Regions from separate parts of the Homo sapiens genome. Here all the other regions are linked to region 3. The links are chromatin contacts, found by Hi-C in ENCODE. All regions are on one chromosome and are shown on one strand. Each heading gives the region's core, a stretch centred on a gene start or an enhancer-like site at or near the end of the contact. The rest is flanking DNA. Distances are from core to core; before and after follow the strand shown. Region 1 holds the start of HHIP-AS1 (HHIP antisense RNA 1). Region 2 overlaps SLC10A7 (solute carrier family 10 member 7). Region 3 holds the start of MMAA (metabolism of cobalamin associated A).

The links. Hi-C counts contacts between places; a loop is a spot of excess contacts on that map. Pooled maps may share reads with other maps.
Region 1: a loop to region 3 is called in a pooled map, with 5 times the contacts of the local background. The contact joins the promoter of HHIP-AS1 here to the promoter of MMAA in region 3. A Hi-C loop is called at or near these places in 5 of 37 single-sample maps with no recorded cell type and 4 of 50 pooled maps.
Region 2: a map of PC-9 shows a loop between it and region 3 (11-fold over the local background). The contact joins the enhancer-like site here to the promoter of MMAA in region 3. A Hi-C loop is called at or near these places in 2 of 168 maps with a recorded cell type or tissue (MCF 10A and PC-9) and 7 of 50 pooled maps.

Annotation. Positions count from the first base shown.
Region 1 is chr4:144,644,401-144,647,329 of GRCh38, forward strand. It overlaps HHIP-AS1 (HHIP antisense RNA 1), which reads right to left and starts at 1,619. Exons shown (of 2, transcript NR_037595.1): 1 at 1,307-1,619. It overlaps HHIP (hedgehog interacting protein), which reads left to right and starts at 1,756. Exons shown (of 13, transcript NM_022475.3): 1 at 1,756-2,554. The coding sequence starts at 2,276. RefSeq lists an enhancer at 1,721-2,286.
Region 2 is chr4:146,342,555-146,345,410 of GRCh38, forward strand. The region is part of intron 5 of SLC10A7 (solute carrier family 10 member 7); the gene reads right to left. Among named protein-coding and RNA genes, the nearest start is that of MIR7849, 65 kb to the right of the region's middle. Within about 2 kb of position 1,402, at least 2 of the 41 ENCODE cell types and tissues checked have a DNase peak (open chromatin) inside an H3K27ac peak, as active enhancers do; they include PC-9, where a contact is called at or near this core.
Region 3 is chr4:145,618,123-145,620,822 of GRCh38, forward strand. It overlaps MMAA (metabolism of cobalamin associated A), which reads left to right and starts at 1,263. Exons shown (of 7, transcript NM_172250.3): 1 at 1,263-1,285. RefSeq lists silencers at 1,092-1,531, 1,562-1,631.

The DNA of each region.
Region 1 (2,929 bases), core at 369-2,868, 970 kb before region 3:
TGCATGAAGAAGTCATGTGTATACAACAGCCCCTGGGGAAAATGTTAAATATGTCATGGGGGCTCTACATTTAGCTGAGGACTGGGCCAAACATCCTAGCAGATTCTTTTCAGTTATTCTGATGTGTCATCTCTTTGGGGAAAAACCTAACTTCACTAATATCCAGGCTCAGGAAGTGAAAAAGACAGAAGCCTTACCTAGCCACTGTGACCAGAAGTGATTAATTTAATCAACTGCCCACCTCAACCATCACCAACTTTTGCAATCACTTGGCGAAATCAATGTCCAACAAGTGAAGCAAACCCAAATGTGGTGAACATTCCTCCATTGCCAAAATGGGACAACTGCCTTATCTCCTCATCAAAGCCCATCTTCTGGGAAATCAGCTTCTCTGTTAAATACCCAAGTGGGCTAGAAGCGCATTTTGTGGGCAACCCTATAGAAGCTCGTCCTGATGCCAACTTGCAGGGATCCAGTAAACCTCAAGTCACCGCTCCTGATAACGTAGACATCTTTTTAGACACACTATTTACACAGACTTTGTCTAGCTGGGGAAAAGGTTAATTTACTTGTATACACGGGGATAAGTAGAGCACAGCGCTTCTGGATGCCCTCAGACTTGCATCTAATTCTTTCTCCAGATCTAACGCCTCTGTTTCTACACCCAGGGGAACCTCTCCCCAGGGACTGCGCGCGCGTGCGTGCAGGTGTGTGTGTGTGTGTGTGTGTGTGTGTGTTTGTGTGTGTTAAAACGAACACTAATTCCGCGCCCAGCTTCTCTCTCCGTCCACCTGCGGCCCAAGAACTTGTGTTCCCAGATGGTACCAGCGGGGCCCGGCTTATTCCCGAACACATGTGGGGACCTGAAAGGGGCGTCGGGGACTAACCCGCCCAAACCGTGGCAAACACTCTGGGAGGCCGACTTGGGCTTGGCCTGTGGCCCGACACACCGCCCCACTCCGCGCACACGCGTCTGTGCCACTTCAGTGGCTTGCAGGACCTCCGGCGAGGATGAGTCTCCAAACCATCTCAGCCTACTCAACGGCATCTGGGATGTCCCCCTGCCTCTAAGTCAGACCCCAAGAAAGATCTTTGAGGACTTGAGCTTCACGTTGAAAATCAGTGTGGAAAATGGGGGTGTCAGTGCGGCTGGGGGAGACAAAGGGGCCCAAAAGCTCCCTCCCGTCCGCTCCAGCCCACTTAGTTCACCCTCCCACGGGGCGAGGGGCGGGCCGGGGGGCTGAGGTGGGGATGGCCCTGGAAGGGGTCCCTCCCTTCCCACCTCCTACGGCCCACTCTTACTTACTTTCTTTCGGAGCCTCAGCTTGGCCGCCTTTAGCCCAGGCAGTGCGGAGGGGAAGCGGGGAGGAGAGAGGAGCCTGCGGGCTGCAGCAGCCGGGCAGTCCCGGAATCTCCGGACTGCGTCCCTGCCCCAAGCCCGCCGGGAACCCGGGCCGTGGACGCCCCCACCCGGGGGCCGCGGCGAGGCGGGCGCGCGGGGTTCAGCACCCTCGAGGCTGGTTCCGAAGGCTCGCGGCCCTCCCCCTCCGTCCGCCGCCGTCGCGGCTAGCCGCCCCTCCCCGCCGCAGCAGGGAGGCCGCCGGGGCCCGGGGGACGCGCTCGCGCGGGGGCCGCCCCCTCCCCTTCCCTCCACCCTGGGCGGGGGCGCGCGAGAAGCGGTGACGTCAAGGGGCGCGCTGTGGCAGCACCTCCCCGCGCGCTAGTTAAAAAGAAGAAGAAAAGAGGGAACGAAACATGAGAGGCTGTGTGAGAAGCTGCAGCCGCCGGCAGAGGAGACCTCAGCATCATCTAGAGCCCAGCGCTGGCCCTGCCTCCGCCTGCCCCGCCGCCGCCGTCGCCGTTTCTGTTCCTGCTACTGTCCCACCTAAACAACTCCCGTTACACGGACAAGTGAACATCTGTGGCTGTCCTCTCCTTTTCTTCCTCCTCTTCCAACTCCTTCTCCTCCTCCCACTTCCCAGCCGCAGCAGAAAGCCCCCAACCCAACTGACACTGGCACAACTGCAAACGGTGTCATCCGCACAACTTTATCTCGCTCCTCGGGCTCCCCTAAGGCATTGGACCCATCGCCGCGTCTTTTATTTTTTGCAAAGTTGCATCGCTGTACATATTTTTGTCCCCGCCACCTCCCTCTGTCTCTGGAGTGCCCTACAGCCCCGCAAACTCCTCCTGGAGCTGCGCCCTAGTGCCCCTGCTGGGCAGTGGCGTTCCCCCCCATCCTCCCGCGCCCAGCCCCTGCTGCTCTGGGCAGACGATGCTGAAGATGCTCTCCTTTAAGCTGCTGCTGCTGGCCGTGGCTCTGGGCTTCTTTGAAGGAGATGCTAAGTTTGGGGAAAGAAACGAAGGGAGCGGAGCAAGGAGGAGAAGGTGCCTGAATGGGAACCCCCCGAAGCGCCTGAAAAGGAGAGACAGGAGGATGATGTCCCAGCTGGAGCTGCTGAGTGGGGGAGAGATGCTGTGCGGTGGCTTCTACCCTCGGCTGTCCTGCTGCCTGCGGAGTGACAGCCCGGGGCTAGGGCGCCTGGAGAATAAGGTAGGCACTCACCGGCTTCACGGATGCGTACTTGGCATATTGGCTGGGTGGGGTTCCCTGTGGCTCTGGCAAAGCCGGTGGTTGTAAGAAGGTCAAAACTTCTTTGGGGGAGTTCTTTCCATAACTTTTCTATAGCGCTAACGTGATTCCGTTGTGTGTTCCTCTGGGGTAAGCAAGTAGCATTTCCTCCCCCAGAGTCCGCGGTCGGGATGCTGTGCAAACTTGCCTATCTCTGAAAACAGACGTTTCTGCGGTACCCGCACCCTGGGCTGGGTAAATATTTTAAAAGAATCGCGATGAACAGTGTGTTTTGGATCGAATGGGGCATTGGCTGCGGTGAAACTGTAAATTAAGGTGGCTGTGGTTTCCGGCTTA
Region 2 (2,856 bases), core at 152-2,651, 720 kb after region 3:
AATTTTTTTACCAGTAAATTTTAATAATAGTACTATTATTAAAATTTACAATCATCATTTTTTAGAGTTTCACTTAAATTTTTCAATAAAGCATGCAATAATTACTTTAGAGCATTCTATTTATAATACTACTTAAACCATATATTTGCTTCAGGGCCATATTTGATATTCAAATGTGATAAGAATTCTTAAATTTATAAAAATATTATGCAAAATAAAATACAGGGCACTAGGTGGTGCTGTGGGACCTTCCAGATAAACTAACACTGCAAAGGTATGCATTTGACAAATTAGTTGTGTGGTTGATTCTATATATTTAAATATACATTAAATATTTTTTATAGATAAAACAATGCACATAAATAAGAAGAGTAATATAATGAAAAAGCAAAGTTTTGATGGATGACCTCTTTGAGGAAGATACAACCCCGTTTCATAATCTCATACCCTAACTCCTGTGTTAAGCTATTAAAAAATCTTTATATAATAAATGTCATTTTTGAGGCATGCTTGTCAATCAACTATTATTTTCATTTACCTTTAAAGTTATTTTTTCATATGACCAAGAATTTAAAAGATGAATAATTATACATCCTTGTCAAACAATTTTCTATTAGGTGATTTCTTACAACACAGTACTGTAATCTTCTTGGGTTCTGTTTTTCTATTTTCCCCAGACATGACTGCTTGCTATAGAGCTACTAATTCAAATACTGACAGCCACCAGACTGGCAAGGTGAATGTGCAGATTGGGCCACAAGTAAAATAATAGGAAGTGAGGGCAACTTAGGAAACCCAGAATATAGAAAGCACATCTGTGGTCTGCATGTGGCCTGTGGGCCACTCATCTGTGACCTCTTAAGTCCAACATGTTCCTAACCATTTATCTATGAGTGACACATCTCAAAGATAACCTACAAATTTCAGTTCAAATGAAGGAGTGTAAATGCTTCTCAATTGTCCTTCTACAATGTTTAATCACTTATGTATGTCCTTCCTTAAAGAACAGAAAATATTAATGATGTGGGAGATAAACTAGTGGTCAAGAGCATTACTCGTCCATGATGAGCTACTGATTTAAAGAGAAGTACAGATTTAGTAGTCTTTTTATGGGCATGGTCTTCCTCTTCCCTGCAGGCACTTTCATGATTGTGAAGTACAATAATAAAGTACTTAATATTGAATTGATAGAAATATATGTTTAACATCAATAAAAAAAGGATAGAATTTATTCCCACTAGTAGTGATGGTGGAACTTAATATTACAGGTACAAGGTAAGAATGAAAATGAATTTTTAACAAATTCAACAAAACTCATCTAAAGGAATTTTTTAAACAAATTCAACAAAACTCATCTAAAGGAATGTTGTTCTTCGAGTCTGTCAATCAGAGAAGCAAAACTCATTTTTAAATGATGCATCATTCCAAATGTTTTTAGCTGCCCTCAGAAAGCGTTTGTGTGCTACATAAGAAAATAAGATAAAATCATGTCATTTCTGACCCGGAAGAGACCACAGAGATTAACAATCTCCCATTACTTTAGCTTCACCTCACAAATCAGTTCTTGAAAGATAAACACAGTTAAGTTGCAGTATCTAAGTGGGTCTTTGTTACAGAAAATGAAGTGACCGGATGCTCACGGGAAGCTATGCAGAAATCACAGTTTACTTTGAATGGAGACTATGCCTTACACCAGTAACCAATGCAAAAATATCACGTTTCAAGAATTTTCAATGTTGTCTAAACACTCACAGGAATCTCTACCAACACTACAAATCATTTGGAATTTTTAGAGGGTTTAATTGGTTCAAACAGATACACGGAAGAAGCGGTGAAAAGCAGAACTAGGTTAGAGCCACGCTGCCTGAATTCTTTTCATTTCACTTGTAGACTACCTGAAATGCCATCTTGGATGATAGTCTTTTTGGCTTAATAAGCATCTATTTTAAAATTGCATGTTTTCTTTTGAAGTAGTAGTTTTCACGGTGTGGCCTGGGGACCTACGGGTTCCTAAGACCTTTTGGAGGGCTCGGTGAGACAAAAACTACTTTCATTATATTACTAACACATTATTTGCCTTTTTACTCTCATTCTCTTGCAGTTATATAGTGGAGTTTTCCAGAGGCTACATGACATGTGATATCAAAAGAGATTTGATACACCAACAGTTTTATGTTAAGCCAGGCATTAAAGAGATTTGCAAAATGCAAAACAATAGTACTCTTCCCACTAGTTTTTGTTTGGGAAAATATAGTGATATTTCATAAAAATGTGCAAATTTACATATGATGAAGTTATTATTTTTAAATGAATTAATAATTTTCCAGCTTTAATTTCAAATGTGATCAATAGATAAATATCACCCATATAAACAACTGTTCTCTCTGGTCGTCAGCAAATTTTAAGACTGTAAAGGAGTTCGAAAAGTTGGAGAACACTGTTCCGGAAGAAAGCTACTCACATCTTAGTCAATATGCTTTCCTCTAAATACTGGTATGAATCTGAAACTTCTATCTGAATGAAATTTGCTTAGAAGCAAGAAAGGTCGAGCATTTTGAGGCAAGAGGTACTTTTATGGGCAAGACTAGCTTGATGCAGAGGGATAAACAGTGACGTGGGAACCACAGGCTCAGGTGGAATGACCCAGGTAGAAGGAACAGAGAGGGAGTCAAGAGTGCAATGGCAAATGCTCGTTTCTAAATTTAGCCTGAGACCAATGCTACATCTAGGAAGGGGTCATTTTTCTCTACCTTCTCTTACCTCTTATGCTCTGGGAGACTACAACACAGTTTCCACATTGAAATGCAATCCTTCATTAGTTTCCCACTGGTCTTTAAGGACGAATATTATAACTGT
Region 3 (2,700 bases), core at 13-2,512:
TTCTGTGTTCTTTCTACTAGATCCTCGGCTTCATTTAGACTTGTGCTTAATTTTCTGTCATTGGCTATTGAGTCTACAATCAATCTTTGGAGTAAAAGTGGTAGTCTTTTGGTCCAAATAGTAATAATGAAAATGGTGAGACCAGTAATTCATTTTTTATTATTCTGTATTCAGTAAGAATCAACCTGTATCAAATAGCTGAAAAGGCCTGAAGCCTCCCAAATGCATATCATTACACAAATTCTGTGTGAGGACTGACATCTTGGTTTCATATACTAATTATACTGCATGGGCCCCATTTATAACCATATCTACTCGTCATTTGATCCTGGCTACTGCCGATGGATGCTATCTTCATCACATTATAGCAAACATTTGGGTGATTAAGTTTTTCTCAAAAATTCTAGATTAGCATACAACGGCTTTACTACTTATATGTCATCTAAGACGTTTTTTAAGAATTAGTTACTACTACGCCCAACGCAGTGAGGTAGCAAATATTATGCCTGTTTATTTTCATCTCCATTTCAGGCTTGCGCGCCTTTCCCCCCTCGGGACTTCCCGAGGACACCCCTGCAGCAGTGAGCCCGAGTCCTGGCTTTGGCTGCATGTTAAGAAATATTAATCAAAATGAATGCGTGCCCTTTAAGAGAAAAAAACTGTGGGTCCTTCAGCCTTTAAAAACCATGCCGTGGTTTAAAAACTTAAAACTATATTTCGGCAGAACGCTGAGCATTTCTTCAAATCACTCTGAGAAGCTTGAGTGTCTTTAATTTCACCGGTCTGTCAAACGTAACGCGTCTCTCCCTCACCCCACATTTTAAGTTTCCAAGGAGCGGAAGAAGGGCCTCCGGGGGTCCCGGCCGCCGCAGGCTGCTGGGGGTGAGGACACGACTCGGCCTCCGTCCGACTCGAGGGTGTCGCGAAGGCCAGGAGGGAACGAAAGTTACCCTCGAACTTCGGAGGCGAAAGATTTCATGTGGATCTTAAAAAGGGCAAAACCTACCCCAAAGGCCGTAAACCGCCCTCCCCTCCCCCGCCAGAGAACTTCCCGGCGCAGAGCTTCCGCAGCCTGCTGCAGGCCGGGAGACCTTCACGCTCACTCGCTCTCCGCCACACGCCGGAACTGCGCGGCCACGTCCACGGGGACCCTGGCCATGCCCCGCACCGCCACCCAGCCCCAGGCGATCCCCGGGCCCCACGCGCCTGCAGTCGGCGCTGCGCCTGCGTGGGAGGATCCGGCGGAAGGGGCGGGGTCAGGTGGCACTTCCGTGGCTTCGGGCGGGTGAGTATGGGGAGTGCGCGCGGCGTCCAGGAGTCGGGACTGGGCTCCCGCCTACGGCCGCCCTCCCGCCGGGGGGCCAGCGCGGTCCTCCGGGGCGCCCCCTGGAGGATTTGGGGTGGGGGAAGGAAAAGGAGAGTATTATCGAATATTCTCCTAATATTGATGTTCGGGGTGCGGATATGTGTGGACAGGCAGGAGTCGGCAAATGGGTTCAAATGGAAGCTTTAACAAAGAAAGGCCCTGTACGTAAACAGTGTTTTAAAATTCTCATCTTGGTTAGGTTTCTCAGGTTATCTCTGAGCCACAGCAAGGCAGCTTTGTTAAGGTGGCTCTTCCCTTGTCGCTGCCAAACCCGGTAAATGGTTAACCTGAGGCCGCGTCAGAGAAAGCCACTATGACTCCTACCAAAGAGTGAAATTGAAACTCTTTTCTGGGAAATCAAATCCAGGATATAAAAGTTGGATTCAAACTAAAAGTTACAAACAGTATCTAGGTTCCGTCACATGGCGTGCCGGGCAGGGTCTAAATCTCTTTCAGCAGAGGGCATGCTGTCTTCATATGTATTTCTCATTAGAAAATGAAAGACGACCTAAACCAAAATAATATAAAAATTTTTTATTATCTGTCTTAAGAGTTGTACCCTAATCCATATGTTTAGAAAACATAAACTAATAAAACTTTTCCAACTTGGTAGAAAGCCAAAAGTTTCCAGAAAAACTGTGTGGATTATTCAGCATTTTGCTGTTGTCTACAATGTTCAGAATATTCTTTTACAATAATTTTGCACTAAATACCGGTTTGTGTTCAGGGTAACAAGAGGTTTTTAAAAAGTCAAAGACAAGGACAGGTTTTTTAAGGGCTGTATTCTATTAGGAGAGACAAAACAAGCATGAAAAGTTACATATCCATAAGAAATGTAAATCACCATTTGAGATATTTGAAGATGTCAAAAGAAAACCTTTATTTAGAATGGAAAGAGCTGGTGAATGCTCGAAACATTTACCATTTAGCTGATTGTTGCCATGTGGGAATGGGGGTCTCTCAAACGCAGATCCGATTTTCTCCAACACAGGCCAAAGATCTGTATTTTTACGTATTTTTTCTTGATTTTTAATGTTACTTGCAACCAATTTAGTTAACACACACCTTCTGTGGGTGGGCCAGGTGCAACTAGTTTGTGACCTCTGCAGATTTTCACCTTAGTACAGTCCTACACTTACACAATGGTTCAGTTAAAGATTTTTTGACTTTACAGTGGGTTTATCCAGACACAGACCCGATTGTAAGATGAAGACTCTTTGTATTCAGAAATAATTGGAATTAGAGGTCAGAAAAAGTCCTAGAGACTGGGATGGTCAGGAAAGATTTTAAGCTGGGTAGTATAGGAGAGATATCATAGAGGGGGAAGGATGTAA